Regions from separate parts of the Homo sapiens genome. Here region 2 is linked to region 1. Evidence: chromatin loops called from intact Hi-C (ENCODE). Cell type or tissue: PC-9. All regions are shown on one strand. Links, peaks and the distances in the headings refer to the core of each region. The heading gives the core; the rest is flanking DNA. Region 1 has its middle 41 kb from the start of REEP1. Region 2 overlaps KDM3A (lysine demethylase 3A).

Region 1 (15,358 bases), core at 3,023-11,022:
TATGATAGCAGAGTTGCTTAGGTGCTTGCCAGCACAACTTGCTGGAAGTCAGTCTTCTAGGGTGCTAGGGAAAGCTGCTCCTAGGGAGGTGTCAGTGGAGGCACTCCACTATAAAACTACCACAGGTGGAGTGCCAGGGGAAGCTGCTGGCCTCCAGATGTTGCAGGAGCCTGGGACTGGAGAAGCTGTGCTTGCCACAGGAACCTATTGAACTAGGCAGTACACTGGAAGCAGGAAGCAAAACTCTTTCCTCCTGCAATGTCTCTCCAGCGCCCTCTACTCACAAAACTTTCCTTGGAAAAAGAAAAATATTTATAGGTCCCAGCTTAATTTTCACAGAGCAAGCAAAAAGGGTGAATTTGGAGTTGAAAAGCAATGAATTGGTAACTGGGACACCCCATAACTATCTTAGAAGGTTCAGGACACTCAAAAAGGGTATCGTTTGATTCCATATTACCGTAGAAAACAGTTTAATCTTGTCTAAGTTTGGACTTTAAGCAGGTAGAGGCTTGCCTGATGGGTACCTGGCCATGTGTGCATCAAAAACTTTATAAAAATTGATGCCTTTTCATCTAGGACTTCCATTTCTAAGGACAAGCAGAGGTAAACAGTGGTTCATTGCTGTGATATTTATTAGAAAGACAGAAAACGTGCTTAGAAGTCTGATATCTGGGGAATGGTTCAATAAGTTCTGATGTGTTTACAAGGTGAAATATAGGTCATTAAAATGATATTTTAAAATAATTTTTAATGGAATGAGAATATACTCATGATATAATGTAAAAAGGAAAAAAAGGACATGAATAGTATCTGTGGTACATTCCCAATTATGTTAAAATGTAAAAGAGTGTGTGTGTATGTTTAATAAAACAGAAGGCATGATAATGGTGTTTATCTCTGGATGGTGATTTTTATTTTTCTTCTCCATGCTTCTCTATATTTTTCATATTTCCTAGACTGAGCATGTGTTACCTTTATAATTTAAAAAATGTGAGCATGTTTTAAGGAATATGTACATCTCCAGCATTCAGTAGCAGGAGAGAAGCCTGGCTTCACGATTCCTTCTGGAAGCTTACGTTTAAGATCTGATTTTTCTTCAGGAGTACAGACTTTTAACGGCCTGTTTACAGCTCCACTGGGGTGTGGGTGGAGACAGAGCTCTTTCTGCCCATATCATTTCCTCTTCCTATATCTCTTGAATCTTTCCTTCCTTTGTGCAGAAGAAGAGAGAGAACAAAAATATACAGCAGTGTGATAACATGGCCTTCATAAAACTCTGCTCCTGACAGCAGCCACTGTGTATTTACTGACTGCAGAACTTCCCTCCCTCCTGCTCAACCCTCCCTCCTCCTCTGCTAGATATTTACCAATTCATTTGTATCCGATGTTCCTTCTGAAACAATCACTGGGATAAGATGAGATTCTCTTTTTCTGAGGTTTTCGCTTGCCAGAACAGCATTCCAGAATTCTGGTTTTGTTTTTCTTTTTTAAAAGAACTCAGTTATGGTAAAGATATGCATGCTGCATAATGATAAAATAATCTAACTTTCAAGTCAAAAAATAAAATATATTAATCTATATTATTTTAATAGCTTCTTATACAATAAAAAAGCATTGAATTTTCATAGGACACTTTTAATAAGTCACAGTGTGACCAACTCCTTCCTCTTTTCAAGAGTCTGATGGAAGTCCAGCAATTTAATAACAGATATCACTAAGGAAACATGAAAGAATAAGATGAATGGGATAGCTACCGGGAGGGTTGTTTAAACTATCAACCAATATGGCCCCCCTATACTCACACACACACATGGTCACACACACATGCACACTAGAAAGGACATGAAACTCCTCTCTGGCCTGTGGGGGCAGAAGACAGCTGGAGAGGAAGCAAGACCTCAAATTAATTGAAATTTCAATACCCACACGAGGCTACGGCTCCTGTTTGGACAGCATAAACAGAGGCAGAGTAAGTTTGGAGAGCTGAGAGCAGAGGAGCTCTGTTCGCTCTTTCTCTCCAGAACTCTGGTACCTCATAGGAGTGTCTCATGCCCTTTTGCAGTGGAAACTGTAGCGTGACAATGACTGAATGGGATGCCAGGGACACAGGGGTTCTGGGACAGTCTTACCTGTATTCCCACGGCTCTTAAGTGGCATGAGGGAGCTGTCACATTTTTCTGAGCCTCCCTTCCCCAAGAAAGATACAGTAGTTAGATTTTAAAAAAGGAGAGAAATGCTAATCTCCAGGATCCCTTTGCCTTGAGGGAATACTGGGTAGAAAGTGGTGTGAACTCTATGACTGCTATCATATGAGACCAGACCAAGACTGGAGGCCTGGCTATCATGGGTTCTGGGGCACTCCTCCCATATCCCTTCTCCAGGGCAGATGCACTCATCTCTCAGCTGCTGAGAATACTGGTTGCTGACCAGTATCCACTGGGAATTGCCCTGGCTGTGGGGAATTGGCCCCCGGGTGGGAGCAGTCCACACATAGTCAGTGACTGGCTGAGGTAGGGATACAAAAGCCAGCCTGTCCTGCTTCAATTTGGAGCAATCATAAGGCATTGTTCCAGCTCAAGAGCTCCCCCTGGGATCTAGGATCTGTCACCACATTACAGGACGGTTTCTATCTCTCCCCATTCCTGCCTTCCTTGTTCCCTTATTCCCATCTGCAAGACGCATAACTGCCAACACTTTCCAATAACCCCTCTGTAAGCCTTTTTCCATCTCAGAATGTGAATTCATTGTAATATAGTTGGTGCCGGGAGTGGTCCTAGGAAGCCAACTGCAAAAAGGGATTTTGGAAATGGGTCATTTGCTGGCTAGCTGGCAATGAGAACCCTAGACCTGGTGGCTGAGCATATGCATGGGACAAGAGCCCCAGAGTGTGCTGGACAGGTAACATTGTTCTGATCAGCACTAACACAGCTCCTTGGAGGACATTGCAGGGTCTCTGGCTTGCATTTTGAGAAGCCAGTGGAGGATTTTGAGTACAGAAGTGATTTAACCTCACTAATTTACAGGGAATATAGGGAGAAGAGAAACATGTTAAAAGACACCAAGGGGAAACAATCAGAAAAATCCAGGCTGGCAGAAATCCTACAGGATAAACAATGTTGTTTGATTATGTAAAAATATCTTGAAAGATGGAAGACACTATAAGCCAGGTTAGATGACATAAGTGTGTCTACGCATACAGCAGCTCAGGAATGTTACCCAAGAAACTGGTAATGGATGTGCTGGGACCAGATGTAGGCAGCTGTAATACAGAGTGAGGAGGAAAATTACCTTTTGAAGTATTTTCTTTTTTGCATGTTGTTTACTTCACCACCCTATCCAAATAATTCTATTTTGGTATCAAGTAATTGTATTATTTCTTTGGAAACAATACCAATAAATAAATATATCTTTTAAAAAAGGTAGCAATAGACTGGGAAAATCGACATTAATATTCCCAATATACAAATATTTTCTACAAGTCAATAAGAAGAAGATGAACAGCGAAACAGGAAAAAAGCTATTCATCAATCCATCTTTTTCGAATGGTTTTGATGAATCCCAAGCACGTGCCCAGCACTATTCTACATGCTGAGGATAGGGTGCTGAAGTAAACAAACAAAGACTCTGCAATCCAGAGGCTAACATTCAGTAATGGTGGGGTGTGCACGGAAGAAGAGCACATCTACAGGCAATTGACAGGAACAGAAATTCTAATGGTTATAAAGAAATAAAAAATTCTCGACCTCAAAAACAAATATATACAAAGTGAAACAGGAAGACATGATTTTAACCCATGGAGTGTCAAAGATTAAGTAGACCTAGAGCATCCATCCACAGTGAGAGTGGGGGAATTGGAACTCCTTTGTAATGTTGAATGGTATGTAAACCAGTGCAAGAGTGAAAGAGCATAATTTGCCTGTGTGTGTTAAAATAGAAATTATACATACACTTATAGCCAGCAATAACACACTTAGGAAACTTTGGAAATAATACCAAAAGTGCAGAAAGGCATATTGAGAAGCAGTGTTTATTACAGCATTTTTTTGAAACAGTGAAAATGTAAAAACAATCTCGATGCTCATCAGTAGATGATAGTTAAATAAATTATGATATATCCATAAGTACAAAATAGTACTATTTTGATGTTAAAAGAATGAGGTAAAGAATGAGGTAATTCTATAGATATTCACCTGGAAAAAGAAGGTTGCCAAGCAGAATATAGGAATTGTTCCCTGTTGGGTTTTTAAAAAGCTCTATCTGTATGATAAAACTTAATTTGTTAAAAAACAAAACTCTGTATGTGTGTTTTAAACTTTTCTTTTTGGAATAATTATAGACTCACAGAAAGTTTTTAAACTGTCTTTTAATTTTTTTACTTTTAATTGACACAAAAATTGTACATATTTATGGGATACATGTGATATTTCAATACATGCATACAATGTATAATGATCAAATCAGGGTAATTGGCATATCCATCACTCAAACATTTATCATTTCTTTGTGTTAAGAACATCTGAAATCATTTCTAGCTATTTTGAAATATACAATAAATTATTGTTACCCATAGGTACCCTACTGTGCTATAGAACACTGGAACAAATTCCTCCTGTGTGACTGTAATTTGCACCATCAATCATTCTCTCCTTATCTCCCCCTCCCTTTATCCTTCCCAGCCTCTAGTAACATCTAGTGTTTCACTCTATACTTCTATGAGATCAACTTTTTCAGCTCCCACATATGAATGAGAACATGCAATGTTTGTCGTTCTGTGTCTGGCTTATTTCATTTAACATGATGTCCCCCAGCACCAGGCTCATCCACTTTGCCTCAAATGACAGGATTTCATTTCTCTCTCTCTCTCTCTCTCTCTCTCTCTCTCTCTCTCTTTCTCTCTCTCTCTCTTTCTCCAGGGTCTTGCTCTGTTGCCCAGGCTGCGGTGTAGCAGTGCGGAGTGTAACAGTGCGAACATGACACACTGCAGCCTTGACCCCCCGGGGTCAAGAGATCCTGCCTCAGCCTCCCATGTAGTTGAGACCACAGGTGTGTGCCACCATACCTCGCTAATTTTTTATTTTTATTTTTTGTAGAGATGGGGTCTCACTTTTTTGCCCAGGCAGGTCTCAAACTCCTGGGCTCAAGTGATCCTCCCACCTCAAACCTCCCAAGGGCTGGGAGCACAGGTGTGAGCCACCACAGTCAGCCATCAGAATTTCATTAATTTTTATGGCTGAATAATATTCCATTATGTATATATACCATGTTATCTTTATTCATTCATCTGTTAATGGACACATAGTTGATTCTGTATCTTTGCTACTGTGAATAGTGATGCAATAAATATGGGAGTGTAGATATCTCTTTGACATACTGATATGATTAGGCTTTGTGTCCTCACCCAAATTTCATCTTGAATTGTAATCCCCGTAATCCCCATGTGTCAAGGGAGAGACTGAGTGGAGGTAATTGAATTATGGGGGCAGTCCCCCTTACCATGCTGTTCTCATGATAGTGACTGGGTTCTCATGAGATCTGATGGTTTTATAATGGGCTCTTCTCCTCTTCACTCAGCATTTCTCCTTCCTGCCACCTTGTGAAGAAGGTGCCTTGCTTCCCCTTCACCTTCTGCCATGATTGTAAGATTCCTAAGCCTACCGAGCCATGTTGGGCTGTGAGTCAATTAAACCTCTTTCCTTTATAAATTACCCAGTCTCAGGCAGTTCTTTATAGCAGTATGAAATCGGACTAATACACATACTGAATTTTATTTTGTTTGCTGCATACCCAGTGGTGGTATGGCTGGATCATATGGTATTTCTAGTTTTAGTTTTTAAAGGAAACTCCATACTGTTTTCCATAATGACTGTCCTAATTTACATCCCCACCAGCAGTGTATAAAAGTTCACCTTTCTCCACATCCTTACCAGCATTTGTTATTTTTTGTCTGTTTGATAACAGCTACTTTAAGTGGGGTGAGATAATATTTAATTGTGGTTTTTATTAGTATTTCCCTGACAATTAGTGGTGTTGAGCATTTTTTTCACATACCTGTCAGCCATTTGTATGTCTTCTTTTGAGAAATGTCTTTTCAGATCATTTGCCCATTTTTAAACCAAATTATTACTATTATTATTATTTTAATTTTATTTATTTATTTTTTTGAGATGGAGTCTCACTCTGTTGCCCAGGCTGGAGTACAGTGGCGCCATCTTAGCTCACGGCAAACTCTGCCTCCTGGGTTCAAGCGATTCTCCTGCCTCAGCCTCCTGAGTAGCTGGGATTACAGGTGTGTACCACCATGCCAGGGTAATTTTTGTAATTTTAGTAGAGATGGGGTTTCACCATGTTGGCCAGGCTGGTCTCACTCAAACTCCTCACCTCACGTGATCCGCCCACCTTGGCCTCCCAAAGTGTTGGGATTATAGGTGTGAGCCAGAGCGCCCAGCCTATCTCTATTATTTTTGCTGTTGAGTTGTTTGAGTTCCCTCTATATCCAGGATATTAATCCTTTGTTGGATAGATAATTTGCAAATATTTTCTCCTACTTTGTATGTTGTCTCTTCACTCTGTTGATTGGCTCCTTTGCTGCGCAGAAGTTTTAAAAATTTTATATAATCCCATTTGTCTGTTTTTGTTTTTGTTGCCTGTGCTTTCGAGGTCTTATCCATAAAAATCTTTGCCCAGACTAACATCCTAACACATTTCTCCTGTTTTCTTCTAGTAGTTTCATTGTTTCTCGTCTTTAATTTAACTCTTTACTCTATCTTGAATTGGTTTTTGTATATGGTGAGAGATAGTGGTCTAGTTTTATTCTTCCAAGTATTCTTCAATTGTCCCAGCACCATTTATTGAAAAGACTGTCCTTTCCCTAATATATGTTCTTGGCACTTTTGTTGAAAATCAGGTAGCAAATCGGTGAATTTATTTCTGGGTTCTCTATTCTGTTTCATTGGTCTATGTGCCTGTTTTTATGCTAGTAGCCTTGTAGAATATTCTGAAGTCAGGTAGAGTGATGCCTCCAGCTTTGTTCTTTTTGCTCATGATGTCTTTGGCTATTCAGGCTCCTTGTGGTTCCATACACATTTTTGGATTGTTTTTTCTATTTCTGTGAAGAATGTCACTGGTATTTTAATAAGAATTGCATTGAATCTGTAGATCACTTTGGGTAGTGTGGACATTTTAATAATATTATTTCTTACAACCTCTGAACATAGTATGTCTTTCCATTTTTTATGTCCTCTTTATTTCATCAGTGTTTTATAGTTTTCATTGGAAATATCTTTCACTTTCTTGGTTAAATTTACTTCTAGGCATTTTTATAGCTATTATAAATAAAATTGCTTTCTTAATTTTTTTAGATTGTTTGCTATTAGTGTACAGAAATGCTACTTTTTTTTTTTTAAGACAAAGTCTCACTGTGTCGCACAGGCTGGAGTGCAGTGGTGTGATCTCAGCTCACTGCAACCTCCACCTCCTGGGTTCAAGCAATTCTACTGCCTCAGCCTCCCGAGTAGCTGGGACTACAGGCCCACACCACCATGCCCAGTTAATTTTTTGTATTTTTAGGAGAGACAGGGTTTCACTATGTTGGTCAGGCTGCTCCCCAACTCCTGACCTCAGGTGATCTCCTGCCTCGGCCTCCCAAAGTGCTGGGATTACAGGCATGAGCCACTGCTCCCAGCCGTTACTAATTTTTGTACATTGATTTTTGTATTATCCAACTTTACTGAATTCATCGATCAGTTCTAACAGTTTTTTAGTGGAGTCTTTAGGATTTTTAAAATATGAGATCAAGTTGTTTGCAAACAGGAAGATTTTGATTTTCTCTTTTCCAATTTAGATGCCCTTTTCTTTTCTTTTTTTTTTTTTTGAGACGGAGTCTCGCTCTGCCGCCCAGGCTGGAGTGCAGTGGACGATCTCGGCTCACTGCAACCTCCGCCTCCCAGGTTCACGCCATTCTCCTGCCTCAGCCTCCTGAGTAGCTGGGACTACAGGTGCCTGCCACCATGCCCGGCTAATTTTTGTATTTTTAGTAGAGACAGAGTTTCACCATGTTAGCCAAGATGGTTTCAATCTCCTGACCTCGTGATCCGCTCACCTTGGCGTCCCATTTCTTTTCTTTTCTTTTCTTTTCTTTTCTTTCCTTTCCTTTGCTTTCCTTTCCTTTCCTTTTCTTTTCCTTTCCTTTTCTTTCTCTCTTTCTTTCTCTCTCTTTCTTTCTTTCTCTCTTTTTTTTTTTTGCCTAATTGCTCTGACCTTAGACTTCCAGTGCTATGTTGAATAAAAGTAGTTAAAGTAGGCATCCTTGTCTTGTTCCAGATCTTAGTGGAAAGGCTTTCAAATTTTCCCTGTTCAGTATAACATTAGGTGTGAGTTTGTCATATATGGCCTTTATTGTTTTGAAGTACATTTCTTTGATACCTGATTTGTTGAGAGTTCTTATCATAAGAAATGTTGAATTGTATCAAATGCTTTTTCTGCATCTATTGAGATAATCATATGGTTTCTGTCCTTCATTCTGTTCAAGCAACGTATCACAGTTGTTGATTTGTGTATGTTGAATCATCTTTGCATCCCTAGATAAGTCCTACTTGACCATGGTGTTTTATTTTTTTGATGTGCTGTTGCATTCAGTTTGCTAGTATTTTGTTGAGGATTTTTGCATCTATGGTCATCAGGGATATTAGTCTGTAGTTTTCTTTTGTGTGTGTGTCCTTCTCTGGTTTTGGTATCAGGGTAATGCTGGCCTTGTAGAGTGAGTTAGAAAGAATTCCCTCCTCTGGAGTTTTTTGGAAAAGTTTGAGAAGAATTGGTATTAATTCTTCTTTGCAAGTTTGGTAGAATTCAACAGTCAAACCATCCAGTCATTGACTTGTCTTATTGGGAGACTTTTTATTACTGATTCAATCTCATTATGTATTATTGGCCTGTTTATGTTTTCTATTTTTTCATGGTTCAATCTTAGCAGGTTGTATGTGTCTAAGAGTTTACTCATTTCCTCTAGGTTTTTCAATTTATTGGCACATAGTTTTTCATACTAGTCTCTAATAATTCCTTGTATTCTGTGGTATCACATGTAACATATTTTCTAAATCTCAGATTCTATTTCTTAATCTAGCTAAAGGCTTGTCAATTTTGTTTACCTTTTTTTAAAACTAACTTTTGTTATGTTAATCTTTTATATTATTTTAGTCTCAATTTCATTTATTTCTGCTCTAATCTTTATTATTTCTTTCATCGTACTAATTTTGGATTTGTTTTGTTCTTGCTTTTCTAGTTCCTTGAGGTATATCATTAGTTTGTTTATTTGACATTTTTTGACTTTCTTGATGTAGGTGTTTATGGCTATAAACTTCCCTATCGGTACTACTTTTGTTGTGTCCCATATGTTTTGGTATGGTGTGTTTCATTTTCATTTGTTTTAATAAATATTTAAACTTTCTTCTCAATTTCTTCACTGACCCTTTGGTCATTGAGCAGCATGTTGTAAAATGTACGTGCATTTGTACAGTTTCCAAAGTTCCTCTCTTATTGATATCTAATTTTATTCCATTGTGGTCAGAAAAGATACTTGATATGATCTTGATTTTAAAAAATATTTTGTGGCTTGTCTTGTGGCTTAACATATGGTCTATCCTGGAGAATGTTCCATATGCTAATAAGAATGTGTATTCTGCATCTATTGGATAAAATGTTCTGTAAATGTCCATTGGGTCCATTTGGTCTATAGTGTAGTTTAACTCTAATGTTTCCTTGTTGATTTTCTGTCTGGATGACCTTTCCATTGCTGAAAGTGAGCCATTGAAATATCCTACTATTATGGCATCGCAGTCAATCTCTCCCTTTAGGTCTATTAATATATTTGCTTTCTATATTTAGATGTCCAGTGTTGGGCATATATGTATTTATCATTTTTATACCCTCTTGCTCTATTGACTCATTTATAAATACATAATGGCCTTCTTTGCCTTTTTTTTTTTTTTTGCCATTCTTACTTAAAGTCTATTTTAGTATAGATATCCTGCTCATTTTTGGTTTCTTGTCTAATATAAGTACAGCTATTCCTTTTTTTTTTTTTTTTTTTTTTTGAGATGGAGTCTTGCTCTGTCACCCAGGCTGGAGCGCAGTGGCACCATCTTGGCTCACTGCAGCCTCTGCCTCCTGGGTTCAAGTGATTCTCCTGCCTCAGCCTCCCAAGTAGCTGGGATTACAGGTGCGTGCCACCATGCCCAGCTAATTTTCTTATATTTTCAGTAGAGACGGGATTTCACCATGTTGGCCAGACTCCTGACCTCAGGTGATCCACCCACCTTGCCCTCCCAAAGTGCTGGGATTACAGGCTTGAGCCACCATGCCCAGACCTGGTTTTTATCTAATATAAGTATAGCTATTCCATTTTTCATCGAAATATCTTTTTCCATTTTTTCACTTTCAGTCTTGTGTGTATCTTTTTCCATTTTTTCACTTTCAGTCTTGTGTGTATTTATAGGTGAAGTGAGTTTCTTGTAGGCAACGTATAGTTAGGTCTTATTTTTTCTTTAATCCATTCAGCCACTCTGTGTCTTTTAATTGGATAATTAAATTCATTTACATTCAAGATTATTATTGATAGGTAAGGACTTACTACTACCATTTTGTCACTTGTTTTCTGGTTTGTTTTGTAGACTCTTTCTTCCTTTTTTCTGTCTTCCTTTGTAGTTACGTGGTTTTCCCTAGTAGAGATGTTTTGATTGCATGCTATTTATTTTTCTATTATAAATGTATCTATTATAAATTTTTGCTTTGTGGTTACCATGAAGCTTATAAAACACTCTTACAGTTATAACATGTTATTTTAAATGGATAACGACTTAACTTTATTAACAAAGCAAAGAAACAAAATTAAACTCTACACTTTAACAATATCTCCTCCACTTTTTGGCTTTCTGATATTTCAAATTACATCTTTTTATATTGCCTTCTAACCCATTATTACAGTTATTATTATCTTTAATACTGTTATATTTTAGTCAATACTAAAAATATAAGTGGTTTTGATGCCTTAATTATAGTATTAGAGTATTCTGAATTTATCTGTATATTCACTTTTACTAGTAAGTTTTATAAGTTTTACACCTTTAGATGTTTTCTTGTTACACATTAGCAGCTATCTTTCAGATTGAAGAACTTCCTTAGCATTTCTGTTAAGAGAGGTCTGGTGTTGATAAATTCTCTCAGCTTTTATTTGTTTGAGAAAGTCTTTGTCACACTATCATGTTTGAAGGATAGCTTTTCTGGGTACAGTATTCTTGACTGTTTTTTCCCCCCTTTCAAAACATTGAATATACCATCCTACTCTCTCTAGGCCTGCAGGGTTTCTCTTGAGAAATCTGCTGAAGGTCATGTTGGGGCTTTGTTGAATGTGATATATTTTTCTCTCTTTTTCTTGCTGCGTTCAGTATTCTCCTTTTGTCTTTGATTTTTGATAACGTGATTATGACGTGCCTTGGGGAACTCCTCTTTGGGTTGAATTTGATTGGTGACCTCTGAGCTTCCTGTATCTGGATGGTGTTGTCTTTTTCCATATTTGGGAAATTATCACCTATTATCTCCTTAAATATGTGTTCTAGGCCTTTTTCTCTCTTATCTCCTTTGGGAACTCCTGTTATGCAGATGTTATTTCACTTGATAGTGTCTCATAATTCCTGTAGGCCTTCCTCACTTTTTAAATTGTTTTTTCTTTTTGCTGTTCTGATTAGGTAATTTCAAATGTTCTGTCTTTGGGCTCTCAGATTCTTTCCTGTTTGACCAACTTAATTGCTAACCTTTAAGTTGCTTCTGAGTCAGGGAGACATTCCATATGAGCATGTGGGCTGTATGGGAAATCCGGCCAGGGATTTGGGCCTTCCTGTGGATCGTGCACCTCTGAAGCACTATGGTGCCCCACTGATCAGAATGAAGAGCATCTACTGAGATCTGCATGGTAGTTGCTGAGATCAGCACTCCTACTCTTTGTCTCCAGATCACCTCAGGTGGGTCAGCCCTCTTGTTACTCCCAATGCTTCTGGTAGAACAGGACCAAAGCAGGTTTTCCATGAAGATTCCGAGACTAGTAGGGAGATCAAACATCCACCTCCAATTCCCTCCTCCCAGCTCAGAAACTGTAGGTCCATCCATGGAAATTCTCCATGAATGGCATTATTCCAGCTTAGGGGAGTGGGTGGTGCAGTCTAAAACGACCTTTTCTTTTACTAGTTGTGGCTTTTCTCATTTCTGTGGGCCCAGGGAGCTTCTCTACTTCTCCCCCAAGTTCTGTGAATTCAGGATGGTATTGTTGTTTCTCAGTAGTTGCTAGTTGTACTTTTGTGCTGGGGGTTGTCTATTCACCATCTTGCTGACACCACTCTGGAAGTTTTAAAAATAGTACAGAAAGAGCTTGTGTATCCTTCACCCCACTCTCCCCAGTGATAAAATTGTACACAACTATAAATATCAAAACTTGGAAATTGACATGGGTACAATACCAACTAGGTTATAAAGCTTATTCAGAGTTCATCGGTTTTTATATGCCAATTTGCATATAAAAACCTCATTTGAGTGTTTGCATATGTAGGTTCTATGCAATTTTATCACATGTATAAATTCATATAAGCATGGCCACAATTAAGACACAGAACTATTACATTACATCACCAAAAGGAACTATCTCCTGCTACCCCTTCTCTAATGCCTGGCAACACTTATCTGCTCTCCATAGCTATAATTTTGTCATTTTAAGAATGTTATATAGATGGAATAATACAGCATGTGACTTTTGAGATTGGTTTTTTTCATTCATCATATTGTTCTTGAGATCCAAATTGTGTATATCAAAGGTTTGTTTCTTTTTACAGCTAGGTAGCATTTCATTATATGAATATACCATTATATTGTGTTTTTACAACAGCGTGCCTTTATAAGCAGTGGTGAATTTAGGAAATGATAAATTATAAACTGTAGGCAAGGTTAACTCTGGAGACTGAAATAGGAGCAGTCAGAAGCAAGGATTTTCACATATTTTTGTAACTCAAAAGAGAGGAGCTTAGGGGTATGTTTTCTTTTATTTTGTTTTCAGTGTCTTTTCCCCAAAGAATTAAAACACACTAAAATAAAGAAAATTAACTAGGCCAAAAAACTTGAACTGAATGTGTGGCAGTTTTCAAGAAATTTTATTATATATTCATATGTCTTTCTTATGTTGAATGAAACTTTGACTCCTACCTAAAGAAAAGTCAACAAAATATTTTTTGTTGCAGAGCAATTCTTGCTGCTCTGGATCCTTCCCCAATTAGGAACTCCACCCCCCACCAACACATATCTTTAGAGTTCAATTTAACAACAATATTTATAAACCTCATCCTGATGTTGTTTGTTTCTGAAAATACCCAGTGAGATGGACAAGGCTGGTATTATTTTTCCCATGCATCAAATACACCAAGGCTTGGAGAGCTGTGGATAGTGAAAGAATGACTATTGCCTCATCTAATGCTTTTCTCACTACATCAGGAAGGCAGAGTCTGGCTAAGAGCCCACCAAAACAGTTGCATTATGCTCCTGGCCACATAATTAAACAATACTTCCCAGCTCACTTGCCCTTGGGTTGGGGCCTGTGACTGAGTTCTGGACAATGAACTGTAGAGAGAAGTGGCATCACCGCTTCCAGACCTGCCTGGCCTACAATACCACCTATGTGATCTCAATTCTCTCTTCTCCATCCTTAGTACTGTTGGCAGGTCTGTGTTGAAAAAAGCAGCACTGTTAGATATGTATTTATTCTTACAGTTCTTCTGTTTATGGCATTTGATATCTATTTAGGTAAAAAACAAAAGGCATACCAAGAAAAAATTAACAAATGGTAGAAAGACATGTGAGGGAAAAATCATACAGGCAGTGCATGCGCAGGGTAGAAACATTGCATTACAACCGACCACATTTCTATTTTGAGTGCAGGCATGATCACTGGAGGTGAGTATAAGAGTGAAGAGATAGGCCAGGAGTGGTGGCTCACGCCTGTAATCCCAGCACTTTGGACGGCTGAGGCGGGCAGATCACAAGGTTAGGAGTTCGAGACCAGCCTGGCCAACATAGTGAAACCCCGTCTCTACTAAAAATACAAAAATTAGCCAGGCGTGGTGGTGTGTGCCTGTAGTCCCAGCTACTGAGGGAGGCTGAGGCAGGAGAATCGCTTGAACCTGGGAGGTGGAGGTTGCAGTGAGCTGAGATCATGCCATTGCACTCCAGCCTGGGCAATAGAGTGAGATTCTGTCTCAAAAAAAAAAAAAAAAAAAAGAGTGAAGAGATGAAAGACAGGGTGAATCTGGGGCGACATTGTGGGAGAGCTGTTCCTAGAGCATCCTGTGGCAGCTGTAAAAGTGTGTTGGGCAGGACAGGATGAGCAGTTCAAGCTTGCCCCAGTGACCCAGGATTCAATAAATACACAGTCAATGTGTGCGTAACTGGTCCCCAACATCTGAGTAAAAGCCTCCTTTCGGGAAGAATGCATATGTCTCTCTATTTGTGTCCCATGGCTGCTGGCCTGAGGCTGAACACTCAGGAGGTCATTTGGAATGTCAGGCATGGTAACTCTGGTGGAGGGGCAGGTGAGGTCTGAGATTTCAGTGCACCCTGAGTTCTGAGGGGATCACACTCCCCTGGCTGTCCCAGGTGAGCCACCTGCTGGAGCCCATGTTCAGACAGTTATGGCCTGTAGAAAACTTGGGAAGGCTCTGGAGTTTTAGCAGCTTGGGGATACCCACTTCCTGCAGCCCCTTGGCTCCTGCTGCTCTGGTGTGCATGGAAGGAGTAGAAATAGGGAATTTCAGAGAGCGGGTTAAGAGGGAATTGCATGAGGGGGAGCAGCCATGCCCACGGGAATGGCCCATCTGTGTCCTCTGCCCCTGAGGCCTCCTGGGCAGCTGCAAGGTGAGGAAATCTGAGGAGAGGCAGGTTGAGGTTACCCCCCTGGCTCTCATGGCTTGCTGGGTAGAAAGAGGTGGAATCCCTTTCTCACACAACTGTCTTCGTCACTCTCCACATGTCAGGCCCCAGACTCAGCTCCCCAAACCCCTGAGGCCCTGGGAATGCATGGTGTAGTGGTGGAGACAGCAGGTAAGTGGCTTTTTTACCTCAAGGCCAAGGAAGAGGAACAGAGGCCCCAGCCATGAGATGTGGGGCACAAGCAGAGAGGAACCTGGATGCGGGGCAGCCCCATGAGTTGAGGACCCTCACAGAGCTGACATAACTCAGATGTGGGGAGGGAAAGGAGGAGGAGCCAGTGGAATTCAATAGCACCCATGGCCCATCCTGATTCTTACCAGGTGCGATCATCTATTGAAAAAGT
Region 2 (15,358 bases), core at 1,560-9,559, 76 kb after region 1:
AAATAAGAAAACTGTCTACCTAAAGCTTGGTTGGGTTTGAGGTTGATGTGAATATGGAGCAGAAAGACTAGCCAATTTAGGGGAGATGTCAGAGCATATGGATTCTGTGGCTAGGAAACAGAAAGGAAGATGGGCAGTCTCTGCCCACCTTTATGAAAGACCATTTGGTTGATTACAGTGATAGAAAACATATAACCAGGGAGAAACGTATGTGGGCCTTGCCACGTGGGTGTTCACATTTATTCTGATTTGGAAAGTATTCAGTAATAACTGCAAAGTTAAAAGCCTAAAATACCAAGAAGATATGTAGTTTCCTAGGTAAAGTCGCCTGGGAGGTTAGGGATGCATGTTTTGTTGGCTGAGAAGGGTAGGATAGATCTTAGATTTCATTTATTTTTATCCTGTAGACTGGAGAAGGTTTGGGATTGGGGCTAATGTGGGAATTTAGTGCCTTCTAAGCAGGTGAGAGAAACAAGATAGGAACCCAATGCAGAGGGAAATTTATTCATTAATCTATGCTAACAAGTATTTGAGTACCAATTAGATTCCATATACTAGTGATATACAGTTGTAAGCAAAAGCAGAGACAGACTTTGACCTATTAGAATTTAATTGTCAATCAGTTAACAAATAAATAATGCAAAGTGTGGATAAGAGCTAAGACGGAAAAGTACAAAACTTTGAGTACAGTTAGTATGGGGACCTCTCTTGGGAGAGAGAGGCACTTTGGTAAGGGAAGGTTTGTTTGAGGAAAGGATATATGAATTGTGCTCTGATAGATGAAGTTAACTAGTTAATAAACTGAAGGTTGAAAAGGGATGTATGAGTGATGTCTGTAAAATGATGAACAGATTTGATAGATGATAGATGTATTAACTAATTCCTGGAAACCAAAATGAGAGACCTCTTTAGTAAGAGGAGGAATTTTAAATCAAATAAAAACAGTGATTTTTACACTGAATATCGAGGGAGTTTATTGTCATTGGTAGAATACAAAAAGCATTGAAGAGGACCTAGAGTAAGTTAAGGGGTAGCATATTTATAATAGGTTAAGGAAGCTGGAGTGTTTCAATGCTTTTATATGACTTTGAGTTTTATGGTTTTGTAAACAATTCCTACTCATAGATCACTCCCAGAAGCCCACTTTTAGACTGAATTTTCTTAATGTCTTTAAATATGTATACAGGTTTTAAGAGTTGTAGCCTTAGGGTTAAAAGTATTATGCAGGTCAGAAGCAGAAAACATTACAATTACTTGGAAAACAATATTTCAAGGTAGTTTAACTTTCATATAAGAAGCTAGAGATAGTTCTGAAAAACTTTGTGGTCATTTTGTTAATCACTCGTTTCTATGTTATCCAACAAGTAGTTTAAGACTCCAAATTCTGTGGTAAATTTCCTAGCTTATTCAACTGAAAGGGATATTGAAGATGTGCTGTATATTAGGCCTTGTGCTAAATTTACTCATTCCAGAGGAATTCAAAAGGAGGTGGTGGATTGTGGTGATGGGGGGTCATCTTAAGCCCACTTATATTGTCAATAGACAATTACAGTGCAGTTTTATTAAGTACATCTTTTGAGTTTCAAATTTTTGTCTTGCAATTCCAAAAGCTCAGATGTCTAATTAATGTATGTAAACGCCTGATAAGTAGGGGTTGTTTGGTTTCTGGGCTTCCCAGGGGTTTACTTTAGGGACACAGACTGGCCCAAAAAGCCTTGACTTCTGCATCCCGAAGTGAGTTGGGAGCCAAAGCCTGGTTCATGTGTGATTATGTATTGTGGGCTGTGACAGGAAGTGAGGGAGCTGGAAGGGGGAAAGCACATCCAGATAAAGGATTCAAATAGAATAATGAAGGTATAGTTCAGCTGGGGCATTTGTAATGCTTATTTTAATAAATTGAATCTGCTTCCCCCACCCCCCAATTTTGTCTGTCTAGGTGTGTGTGGAATTTGATGGGGAATCTTGGAGGAAAAGAAGATGGATAGAAGTCTACAGCCTTCTAAGGAGAGCATTTTTAGTAGAACATAATTTGGTTTTAGCTGAACGAAAGTCACCTGAAATTTCTGAACGAATTGTACAGTGGCCTGCAATAGTGAGTAAAACTTGGGCTTATTGAACTCCTGAGAAGAGGGCATTTTATCCATTGTGGGTACAAAAGGAATATGTAAATGTAATGCCAGAAAGTCAGAAAAGCTCCCAGGATCTCCTGCCAGCCCTTTTAAGAACTCTGCACTTCTGAGCGAGTCCCTTGACTTTGTTGGACCTCGTGTTCACTTGACAAATAGGGATGGAGGTAGTAGTGGGAATGTCTAGGTCAGAAGGCAGGAACTAGCAGTCATATGCAAACATATAGATCTGTTTGGTTTGGCCCTTGCAGTACTTTCAAAACATTTGAATTAATTGCCTACTTTAAAAAATGTGGAGAATACATCTGAAAATCTAGATTTCCATTGTCTCTTAAAAAATCTACAAGATAATGGCAACACTGGAGCCTTATGGCAGCAATGGGCTAGAGCCAAATAGTAGCTGTTGCCTTGCTCTCTGTAGGGTTTCCAGTCTTGATCTTATGATCTTTAAGGTTCCCTCTGGATTATTATATTTTTTGGCTTTAAAGATACTATAAGTCAGTATATGATTGTGCTATATCCACATTGTAAAGTGTGGTGCAAAGAGAAGAGTGAGCGCTGTCTGGAGAGGGCACTTTAGTCTTTATGGGACTTGAGCTGGTGCTTCAAGGAGGGAAGGTTGGATCTGGATAGTTTGGAAAGGCCGGGAGAATGGTTGAAGGCTGATCAGATTGTGATCTGATTTTGCCCATGAGTGAAAAGAGCTGCTATGGAGATTCTTGAGAGATGAGGGTTGTGGTTAAAGTTTTATTTTGCTCTTTGTATTTTTTTTTCCAGCTGTTTAGAACTGGTTAAAAACACAGGCCTGTCTCCCCAGAGAAGTGTGCATACAAACAGTTTTTGCATAAATTTTTGGGACACCATGAATCTGTGAACCCAGTCTTGAATATTAATAACTCCCAAATGTCTATCTGGTTTAAATTATTGGGTTTGAATAAAAATTGTATTATCTATGGCTGCATAAATAGTTGTTATGAGATAACTTGCAGTAAATAAAAAAAATTAGTGGCTTTATCACTTTCTCTGTGTGTGGAAAATTGCCAGTTCCTATTTTCAGAATTATGCTGACAGCAGTTATGATGCTAAAGTGTTTTCTTTTGTTTTAGACGTACAAACCTCTGTTGGACAAAGCTGGTTTGGGATCCATAACTTCTGTTCGCTTTCTGGGAGATCAACAAAGAGTATTTCTTTCTAAAGACCTTTTGAAGCCTATACAGGTAAAACATAGAAACAGTAGTAAACATTAGAAACAGAAATACGAACTCCTTTAACATGAGAAGTAAAGTACAGTTGAACCTTAAATAGTGTGGGTATTATGGATGCCTACTCCTTGCACAGTAAAACATCTACATATAACTTTGATTCCCTCCAAACTCTACTAATAGCTTACTGTTGACCATAAGCCTTATTGATAAACAGTTGGTTAACATATATTTTGTATATATATTATGTACTGTATTCTTACAATAAAATTAGCTAGATAAAAGAAAATGTTATTAAAATCATAAGCAGAATACATTTAGTATTCATTAAGTGGAAGTAGATCATTATAAAAGGTTTTTGTCCTTGTCTTCATGTTGAGTAGACTTTCGGTCTTGCAATCTCGGGTGACAGAGGTGGAAGGAAATCTGTTTATAATGGGGCCTGCACAGTCCACAACTGTGTTGTTCAGTGGCCAACTGTATATTGATGTTGACTGCTCTAATTTAAATACCTAACAGGAAAGAACCCATCCCATCAGCAGTTAGGTGTTAGACATCATTCCTCAATGTTAGCTTTTAGGTTAGTGCTGTCCATTTACGGTTGAAAGGACAAGGGTATTATAGTTGATGGTGTGTGTGTATGGAAACACTTAGGTGATATGAAAATAATATTTAAAAGTAGACCGTTGTTTATATACATATATGTGCATGCATACATAGACACTCATGCATACATATATACAAGCAATCCTCATTATTTGTAGATTCTATGTTTGTGAATTTACCTATTTGCTAAAATATATTTGTAACCCCAAATCAATACTTGTGGTGGTTCATGGTCATTCACCAGTACTTGCAGAGCTGCAAATAATTTGAGTTGCATGATGCAGGTTCCCAGCTCCTAGCTAAGGTTAAATAAGGTGATGTTCCACCTTGTTTCACTTATGCTGTAAACAGGTGTGCTTTTTGCAGTCTATTTAGTGCTGCATTTTTGTGCTTTTTTTTTTTTTTTGGTGATTTCACTGTTTAAAATGGCCCCCAAAAGCAGTGCTGAAGTGCCATGATGTGTCTTAAGAACAAAATACATGTGTTAGATAAGCTTCATTCGTCTGAGTTATAGTGCTCTTGGCTGTGAATTCAAGGTTAGTGCATAAGCAGTATATATTAAATAAGATGTCTTTCAACAGAAACACATAAAACAAGATTATGTGTCAATTGGTTGTTGAAAATGTGACCAGAGGCTTGAAGGAACCTACACCTGTATTTCCCCTAGGAGCAATGGTTCAGTATTTGTTAATAAAACATTTTTTTGCAACTTGATAAAACATAACTACTGCAAATGATGAGAATAGACTGCACACACGCATACAAACACACACATTATAATAATATTCATCTTTTAGATATCATTTATAAAGCTGAATAATCTTCTTTACCGCCTTCTGTTTTGTGACTTCATACCTGACTTGTTTCTTTGGGGTATAGAACTATGAAACCTATTTGCTAAAAGTAGTTTGGGGTCAGTGGTTATCAGGTTGCCGAGCCTGTATCGGGAAGCCCAAAGCACTGGCTTTTCCTCTACTTGAGTCTCATCCATACTTCCATATCTGGAAAGTGAGTGAAAACAGGATTCATAATCTGAACCTTATTTTATAATGTTTAAGTAATGGAACAGAGGAAGATGCTTTCACTTAGTTAATTTCAGACACAAGTTCTTGTGTTATACCCATCTTGATATTTTTCCTGACTTAAAAGGAAGACTGACTTGCTTGCAGGGATCAAATAACATACAGGGGGGTTGTGGATATTTTGCTTTACTGAGTAATAAAAGGAATTTTTTATTCTTAGTGCTGTTTTCTGAATTTACATCTTTCCTGTATTTAAGGTTTTCAATTAAGGTAGAACCCTAGTTTTGTTTCTTGGGATTGAGAAAGAAACATCTAAATTAGTAAGTTTATATTTGTTCTCGGGAAGAGGGGCTGTGGGGCTGTGAGCCATCAGTGTGAATGTTGTCATTAATACGATATACAATTAACTGGGAGAACTATAATGTGTGGTCTTGACTTTTAGTGATGTTGAGTTTTCAAAGTTTAGTACTTCAGAGAATTATCTTGTAGATATGGGTGTTCACAGTAGGCTGTACGAAATTCCACGTTGGGGGATGTGATTACCCCAGTAGGATACTTGCTCTAGATAATGCACAGAGCACCTGAAAATCATTTGGCATGTGGAAAAATTGGGATTGAAAGTTAGGGTCCGTCTTTAGATTGAATTTTACTCAGTTATCTGTTGGTAAGAAAAAGATAAGGTATCTGGACAACTATCTTGCACTTTCGTTAAGCCCTAAACTCTCCTAGGCAGCCTAATATTTTTCTACTTTATTGAAGCCCTTTGCGGCTCTTTCCATTGATACATACTTTCATCTTGTAGTAGGAATTGGAGAATATAATTAAATTTTTTGAAATTGCATAAACAATACATGCATGAGAAAAAAACAAAAACTAACCCATTCTGGTAATTAATGTTGATCTCTTATGGAGTCCCTAGGTTTGTCTAATGTTACTTGGCAAAAGAAATACATTTTTCCAGCACAGCTTCTCTAACAGACTAGTTATCCTTCCCAGTGGGAAAAATGGATGACCCATTCTTGGTCATTATCCATTTCACAGTGGCAGAAAAGCATAAAGCCCTGATATTGGAAGGGCTTCTGTGTTGAGCACTGTTTTTTCTTTGCCCTGCTAGAATTCGGTTTGGCAAGTTATTCCTATTGACAGTTTCTGTATTACATTTATCATAACTGGGTGTGCACACAAAGCCAGAAGACTGTGGAATAGTGCCAAGAATGGAGCTGCTGCCAAGAATTGAATGTTTCAGAACTGGCTTACTCTGACGCCTTAGGCTATTCATTCAGATTTTCTGTTTGTCCCCCCACCTCCCTTTTTGTAAAAAAGAATGCATTTTGTAATACTAGTTAGGTTAAATGAATCTGTGTGAAATGAGTTGTTAAAAACAGCAGTTTCTTACCAGGAAGGGAGCTGAAGCTTGGTCAGCTTTAAGGGGCCTTAGAAAATAGGGTTTTGGCCTAGGTAACCAGGCTGAGATGTGGTTCAAAATTTTCCCTAAAATTGCCATCATGGGTGCATGCTTGCTCATCCCCAGGGTGGCCACTGGGCACAGCCATGGGTTTACTAATGGGAATATGGAAAAAAGGGCTGCCCATTATCAGTGGACTTTGGTGGAAAGAGATATGTGTACCTCTGGAGTTAATCTTTACAATGTGTCAAAAGGTTTGGAGAACATTGATCAAGGAAACATTTTTCTGATTGATGAATAAACTAACTCTCAGTTATGGTCATCTACCCCTGCTAGTAGGTTACACAGTGTATTATATAGTACATGCAGTGTGTTATATAAAATAAAAAAAAAACCCAGACAGTAATTGCAATGAATCGACCATATACATCTGTCTCTTGTGTGTCATATCTGTGTTTTTTGTCCCTTGGATTTGGATTGTGATTTCCCCATCCCCAGTATTTAGGATACAGAGTGTTTTTTACTTGGATTGACCAGCTGTTTGTTTGCTTACTTTTTTCCCATTGCCAAAGTTAGTCATTTTTAAAATTATGCTTTGAGTTCCTCTTAATATTTCTCATGCTTCTAGCTTGGGATGACTTTACTTCAGTCTGCCTTATAGCTGTGATCATTTGATGGTCTAGGACTTTTTGAGCCATCTGGTTTACTGGAATTGGAATGATTTGGGCTATCACATGGTTTGTTGACACTACTTTAACCCATTTGATTAACCAATTGAAATAGCCCACTGGAATTTAAATAACTCTTCTTATTAACTGTTACCCTTAACATGTAATGATCTTTCATTTTTCAGGATGTAAACAGTCTTCGACTTTCTCTTACGGATAATCAGATTGTCAGTAAAGAATTTCAAGCTTTGATTGTGAAGCATTTAGATGAAAGCCATCTTTTAAAAGGTATATGCATTATCTAGTGGTGATAGTTCACGAGTTGACCAATGATTAGCTTGTGAGAAACTAGGGTTTAGCCTCTCATTCATTTGCTCATGGAAATTTCTTTTTTCTTTTTTTTTTTTTTTGAGACAGTCTAGTTCCTAGGCTGGAGTGCCAGTGGTGCTGTCTTGGCTCACTGCAACCTCTGCCTTACAAGTAGCTAGGACTACAGGCACGCACCACCACACCCGGCTAGTTTTTGTATTTTTAGTAGAGACAAGATTTCACTATTTCACCATGTTGGCCAGGCTGGTGTCAAACTCCTGGCCTTAAGTGATCTGCCTGCCAAGTGTGAGCCATCACGCCGGGCCATTTCTTACTTTTTTTCTAAAATAAATTTTTAAGAAATTTAAAATTTAAAATTCAAAAAATGTGTGTGTTGCTAAAACCTCTGAAATTTGGAAAGTTCAGGGATTATATGAAACTAACAGTAAAGTAGGGCCAGGCACAGTGGCTCAAGCCTGTGATCCCAGCACTTTGGGACATCCAAAGTGGGAGGATTGCTTGAGCCTAGGATAGGAGTTCAAGACCAGCTTGGGCAACACAGGGAGACGTCGATCTCTACAAAACATTTTTAAAAAAATTAGCCCGGTGTGGTGGCACATGCCTGTAATCCCAGCTACTCAGGAGGCTGAGGCAGGAGGATCACTTGAACCCAGGAGGTCAAGGCTACAGTGATCCCTGATTACACTGCTACACTCCAGCCTGGGTGAGAGCAAGACCCTGTCTCAAAAAAAAAAAAAAAAAAAAGAAAAGAAAAAAGATATTTTTAAAGCTCAGCTATATTTTGATGTGGAATTTGATATGTTTGGAATATCAGCCATATAAAATGGATAAGGCATTAATTTGATACTCCTTACCTTCCCATTTGTGTTACTGAGTTTCTACAATCATACATTTTTTTTCTGTGTTTTTTAGATTATCAGACATAGTATTTTTGTTGGGGTTCCTGAATTTGATTCCTCTAAAACTACACAGGACAGTGAGTGAGGTCTTGATGAATTGTCTAATACTACTTTGGTCCGATACAAAATAAAAAGTTTAAATTTTCTCATAGCTTTTCTGAAATGTCAGTCATCTTATGTTTGTAGTGATTCTTTTAATGTTTACTTTTGCGTTTTTTTAAAAAAGACTTAGGAAAAGATTGTCCTGGATGATGTTGCTATTGGGAGATAATGCAAATTGCTCTAAGATTTTTTTTTTTTTTTTTTTTTTAAGGTGACAAAAACTTAGTTGGTTCAGAAGTAAAAATTTATAGCTTGGACCCATCTACTCAGTGGTTTTCAGCAACCGTTATAAATGGAAACCCAGCATCAAAAACTCTTCAAGTCAACTGTGAGGAGGTAAAGACAACAATAACTCTTTGTAAGATAACTCGACAAAGCATGATAACTATACAAAGCATTTATGATTTTCTAGGCACTAAATACCTTTATTATTTTATAGGGTAGAAATAATTACAGTTGTTTTAAAAAGAAATTATTCATAAGAAGCTCCTATTGTTATGTTAATGAACCTGATTTTCAGTATGTTCTTGAGCATTTTTTATTTTCCGGTATCTTTGTTTCATTTATTTTTAAGATTCCAGCACTGAAAATTGTTGATCCGTCACTGATTCATGTTGAAGTTGTACACGATAACCTTGTGACATGTGGTAAGATATGTTATTAAAATCTTTCTTCTCCTTCCTCCTTTCCTCCGTTCTTCTCACATTAAGAGAAACAGGGAAGCCAACTTAACCTATTTTTAAATATTTTAGGTAATTCTGCAAGAATTGGAGCTGTAAAACGCAAGTCTTCTGAGAATAATGGAACCCTGGTTTCCAAACAAGCAAAATCTTGCTCTGAGGTAACCTTTATTTATGTCACTTGTGTAAAGCTTTCCTTAACTCCAACATTGCATGGCTAGTTTTTATTTTTTATTATTTATTTAATTATTTTTATTTTTTTAGAGATAGGATCTCACTCTGTCACTCAGACTGGAGTGCAGTGGTGCAACCAGAGCTTACTGCAGCCTTGAACTCCTGCCTCCATAGTAGCTGGGACTGCAGGCATGTGTCATGCATGACACCTGGCTAATTTTTGTGTTTTTTGTAGAGACAGGGTCTTGGTATGTTGACCAGACTGGTCTTGAATTCCTGGGCTCAAGCGATCCTCCCGCCTCAGCTTCCCAAACTGCTGAGATTACAGTCATGAGTGAGCTACTGCCCCTGGCTGCGTGGCAAATTTTTTTAGTGTTATATTGCTGTCTGCTCTTCTTTGCTAGTTCCAGATCTTGGCCATAATTTCTACACTGAAGCAGATGGAGATAATATAAGTTTATGGTTCACTATTTTATGTAAAAAAGTTTCATTTTTTGGTATTTGCTGGAGATTCTCAATAGATTTGACAATTTCACCATGTGGAAGTGTTCTTAAAGGTAAATTGAGTTGTGTGTGTCAATGCCTGGCATGAAAAGAGGGAAGGAGCCTTAGAATTCTGAGTAGTTTGGGTGTTGAAATAGGACCTTCACCTTCTCAATAATAAGGAATTTAATTGGTCATTTATGATTGGGTAAACAAATGTATTTCAAGGAAAGTGATTGGTTTGCCATTACTAATTTCTGTCCAGAAAAGTATAGGCTTTTGTGAATGCTACTGTGGGTTCAGGTACCAGATTTAATTCTATTCTGAAATAGTTACCATTTGGACCGAGACTATTTCTCTTTTAGGTGAATTAAATCATTAGGACCTATTCCAATACAAATAACTTTCTGGCACCTTAGGAATCCAAATGCCTAAATGTCACATGGATAGTTTCCTGTGTTATAATTATCAAAAACTCCTTTATAATGCTCTGCCCCAGGCTGGAGTTTAAAATTTAAAAACTGACCAAGGCCAGGAGAAATGGCATGGGGAGTGGGCCAGGAAGCCAATGAATAAATCTGGGTTTCTTGATTAAGGGCAGACTGGACTACAGCATCGACTAGAACCAAAGCTAGCACTGTGCCACACAAACACTTGAGTCTGTGTAGCTAGGATGGTTAATTGGCTTTCTTGAATCTTTCCTGTATACAGGCAACAGGAACTTTGATACTTCACCAAAAGCTTTGTAAACCAGTGTCTGAAGCCTCTGTCCTCCTTTGAAGGGTATAGGCTTTGACCTCTTGAGGCTCAGGTTGTTTAGGAAAGAATGAAGAGTTAAGTATGGAAATTAGTCTTACTACCTTTCATTTTTGCCTTAAAGTTTACAAGGTAATTTCAAGTACATCCATCCAAGAAACCATAGTTACTGTATTAAGTACTCACTGTGTGGTGGATACTTGGTCCTGGAGATTGAAAGGTATCTGGAGTTCCTGTCTCAGATTCCATAGGATAGTGAGGGAGACAGACTTCCAGAGGGCTCCCACAAGTGCAGGGAGAGTGCTCTGGTCAGGAGCTCTGCAGGTGCCTCAAGAAGCAGCCTGGGCAGAGCCTCTCAGACAGGGAGGACGTGTCTTGTTTGGTGAAGGGCAAATGTTTCATTGTGGCAGGGGCACAGGAGGCATGGAAAAAGAGAAGCAGGGTCAGAGATAGGAAGTTTGGGTTTTATGCTGCAGATGAAGAGGGGGTGTCTGGGGTGTTCAGGGGTTTTAAGTTCAGGAGATTGACTTAAGCTCTGTAGATGATGGATGAGGGAAGGACATGAGAATAGAAATGAGGGCACTGATGAGGTTAGTTGTATTGCACATCATAAATAGGCTTGAGGTGAGGCGGTAGCTAAGGGGGTGGAGAGCTATTTAGGAGACAGCAGTAGTTGGATTTGGTGGAAGACTAGGTGTTAGGACTGAAGAAGCACAGGAATCTAGCTAATGAAGTAGGTAGAACAAATGGAATGTCTGCCTCAAAGAACATGACAGTTCTAGCTTAGGAAGCCCAAGTGACATGGTCAGGCAATTATTTATGATACTATATAGTCTCCCAGTATAGAAAGGGGCTGAGCTGCTGAGGAATAGGGGTCCCTGGTCTAGAAGGGAACAGATAGTAAGGCTCTGGGTAATTAATGTGGCCAGGACTACACAGAGGATGTCAAGCTCAGAGACAATATTGTCAAGTAATCCATAGTATTAGAAGCTGAGAGATAAACAGGATATAATAATAATTTCTTTATGTCAGGTTTTAACGTTAGAGAAATTGTTGGCAGTCTAGAGTTAGAAGTAGTAAATATCAGTTTGGAGAAGTTGGTTGTGTGTTGCCTGTCATGGGGAATGTGTCAGTGTAAATTGGGAGTATGATGAAGAGGAGAGCTGAGCTGTGAGACTTGCTGAGGAAGAAGGGTTGGGAATAGGAATGACGTATCCTGTTGGATGGTGGAGCGATCAATCTGGGGTGCAAGCAGAACTGAGGTCAGTGGGAACCTCCCTTGGGGGAAGGTGCCTTCAGAATGTTGAGTGTGTCAGCAATGAGAAAGGTGTTTGAGCAAGTAAATTTCTAACCTTCAAGGAGGTACTTGTAAAATGTGGGCATATAGACATATATGATATGATCCTGTCTCCTTGATTCAAATTCTTGCAAGGCCAGAAGCATTACTTTTTTATCTTTCTCAGCATGTTGCCCATACTATGTGTGCTATTGAGCTGATTGTTGGGCACATTAGAAGCTATTAAAAAAATAAGCCTGCACTTCAGCCTGGAGATAAGTTTCTTAACTTCTGCATCTAATATGATAAACTAAATTAAGTGTTTTAAAAATGTACATTGCAGCTCTTGAGCTCTATGCTAGTCACGTCATTCTAAAGGAAGTCGAAGGTGGATTTTTACCTGGGTTTCAGAAGTTCTTGAAAATATTTTTTTGATTGTGAAGCTCATCTCATTTGAAAATTTTTGGTTAACCTAGAAAAGTATAGTAAAGAATAGAATCATCACTTGTAATCATACTTCTCAGAGACTCTCTGTTTACATTTTGAAATACTTCAAATGTAATGTAAGGAAATACTTTCCTTCTGTCTCTTCTCCCCCTGTATTTATCACAGAGACCTGATTTTTTTTGTTAGTTTTTTAAAACTAAAAACCATACTCTTGTAGCCTCCTTGATTCCCTTGCAATGTATTATAACTATTATTCCATATCGGTAAATGTCTTTCGTTCTGGGTGATTCTTGTAGTCAGACAAGTTTTGGATACACTGGCCTGGCCTAGATTTCAGGAGGGCTGGAGAGATAAAGGGAGCAGTGGGGAAAGAAAGTTTTTGAAAATGTATGAGTGAAAGGTGAGTACAGTAATGCACTCAGCACGATTCTCACTGTGTTTGCACTTCCCAGATGTGTTGGACTGGCACTTTTAGGGTGGTCTTTAGAAGACAGGCATTTGGGACTAGTAGGCAAGACTCTTGACTGTCTTGATGAATACTTTTGGTTAAGATAAACCTGTTTGCCAGTGATACCTGGCTCCTTGAAGGTCTTCTCTGCCTAGCAGACTATTCCTCAGAGTTACGACGTTGCCTGGTTAGTTGGGAAAGAGTCTGCTGAGGAATGTGAGCCGGCAGTGTCCTTTTTAGAATTCTATCATACACTCAATTATATTATCTCCGTCTGCTGGCAGGGAGGAACTATTGCCATGACTGGTATAGAAGACCTTCAGGGAAAACTCTTCAGGTAAGAAGAAACTTTGACCCTTTGTTGAGTCAGAGGCCAGTGCGGAGGTGCACTCGTGAACATGGGTTTGGGAATTGGAGTCCTGTTCCTGTTGAGCTAAACCTTAGGAAAGTTGTAGAAGGAAATACTTGAGTTTCTTAAAGGAAAAGCACGCTAAGTTGTGCTAATTCTAACACACGGTGACAGAATTGAGAAAATTTTCGCAATGTTTTTCTGCTTTAAGACAGCTCATCTCTAAAATTGATTTCAGCGCCAGGCACTATGGTAAAAGCACAGCCCTGTAAAGTATACTTCATGGGAAGAAAGTGCTAGGAAGTGTTAGAGACTGAATTTCAAACCAAAGGCTAACACCAAAATCCAGTACTCTTCATCACTGTGCTGTTGCCACTGCTCTCCAAATCTTCTCCTTGGTGTGGTGAATCACCCTTGTAAAAATAGCAGATTTCTCCTTTCTTCCCTCCTTCCCTCTGTTCCTCCATCCCTCCTTCCAACAAGTATTTATTGCATATTTAGTGTATGCTAGACTGATCTACAGTGGTGATCATCACTTCCTGTCACTTCAGGTAACTCATAAGACTTATTGATTTATAGCTATTTAGAAATGTTACATGCTAACAGCATTCACTCCTTGGTATGTTCATTCCACCAGTCTTATTTATTGAGCATCCACTGTATGTTTGGTTTTATGAGGTTATAACAGTGGGCGCAACAGCAGGGCCTCTGCCCATAAACAGTGTGTGTCCCATTGTGAGGAGACTGACAGTGAATAAGTGAAAGGTACTTTCATGGTGTGATAAGGGCTATGAAAGGTATAAACAGAAAAATGATAAAGAGTAAGGGACGGCTTTTGGGATGCTACTTCAGAAAGAGTAATCAGAAATTCTGAGAGTGTGACATATTAACAGACTTGAGGGTGAACAGAGAGAACCAACCAGCCACTGAAAACGATGTAGCCAGAGAGATAACAAGTACAAAGGCCCAGGCAAGAAAGGGCTTAGAACACTAGGAGATGAGAAAGGAAGCAAGTGTAGTTGGAGTACTGTGAGCAAGCGGGGCAGTGAAAGAGATGGGGGGAGGAGGAGCAGGAGTGGTAAGGAGACTGGACCACATGGGATTCTTGTAGGCAGTGGACTGCCGTGATCTTATTTGATTTATGTTTTATAGAGATTGCTCTGTGGTAGAAGAGATCTTGGGTAGGATGCAGAGGATTCAACAAGAATGGAAGGAAGGTTGGTTAGGACATGTGTAGCTTAGGGGAAAGATGGTAGTAGTAGTGACATGAAAAGAAATGGGTAGATTCAATACATACTTTGCAAATAGAGGCAAGATTTATTGGTTTATTGATTACATATGGGAAATTAGATGGAGGGTTTTTTTTTTTAACTTGAGCGGCTTGATTTTATACAGAGTAAAAATTTATGCTTAGGTTTATAATCCAAATTTCTTAAGTATGTTGCTCTTGGGAGAGTGAGGAAAGGTATTAGTGCATCAATTCTAAACATATTCAGAATAAGGAAGGTGACCAATATGAGGAAAGATAATTGGTAAAATTGAGCCTTGAATAAGCATTTCAAAATGATTTAGCATTAAACTTTGGGAGACTAACCTCAGATTAACAGGGAATTGCAAACTATTACAAGCAAAAGGGACTTTAGGAATAAACAAATTTCCTCATTTAAAGGATTAGGAAACTCAAAAAACACCCAAAACCAACCATCACACCTTCTGGAGAACATTAAGGTACTATTTAACCAAAATTGAGTTGACTGAAATAGTGTAATATATGATCAGATAATTTAGTGCCTAAAAATAGTTGAAACTATGCCAAAACTTTGCCAGTGATTAAATTCTTATTTTTCAGATATATCTGTATATGCTAGCTAGTCTTTTCAAGGCTGTCAAGTAAATTTCTGAGAAAAGCATTCATGAGTAGAGTACATATAAATATATTCGAAATTGTCAGGTTTTAAAAACCTGCTGGCCAGGCACAGTGGCTCATGCCTGTAATCCCAGCACTTTAGGAGGCCAAGGCAGGCAGATTACTTGAGGCCAAGAGTTGGACACCAGCCTTAACATAGCAAAATCCTGTCTCTACTAAAAACACGAAAAACTAGCCGAGCATGGTGGTACATGCCTGTAATCCCAGCTACTCGGGAGGCTGAGCCCTGAGAATTGCTAGAACCCTGGAGGCAGAGGTTGCAATGAACCAAGATGGCGCTGCTGCACTCTAGCCTGGGTGATAATAGTGAGACTGTCTCAAAAACAAAAAACAAAACAGAAAACCTATTAGTGGAAGTTGTAATCAAACTTTAGAAGTTAATGACTAGAAGATGAAGAAACTTTGGAGATTCTTCAAGTTTAGATTTGGTGGTAAGGCAAGACGATTGAGAAAGGTAT

The links. A loop is a pair of places that touch in the nucleus more often than their neighbours do. Peaks named below come from ENCODE experiments on the same cell type or tissue, not always from the same donor. Only the 100,000 strongest peaks of a DNase experiment are listed, where the experiment ranks them.
Region 2: a loop joins it to region 1, with 4 times the contacts of the local background. A loop is called at or near these places in 6 of 110 quality-filtered maps.

Annotation. Positions count from the first base shown.
Region 1 is chr2:86,370,488-86,385,845 of GRCh38, forward strand. No RefSeq gene overlaps it. Among named protein-coding and RNA genes, the nearest start is that of REEP1, 41 kb to the left of the region's middle. In PC-9, for the core only: no CTCF peak of the experiment used is centred there; no DNase peak of the experiment used is centred there.
Region 2 is chr2:86,447,871-86,463,228 of GRCh38, forward strand. KDM3A (lysine demethylase 3A) reads left to right here. Exons shown (of 26, transcript NM_018433.6): 3 at 1,937-2,092; 4 at 3,233-3,343; 5 at 7,215-7,317; 6 at 8,572-8,696; 7 at 8,935-9,007; 8 at 9,113-9,201. Among named protein-coding and RNA genes, the nearest start is that of KDM3A, 14 kb to the left of the region's middle. In PC-9, for the core only: no CTCF peak of the experiment used is centred there; a DNase peak (open chromatin) is centred at 6,171.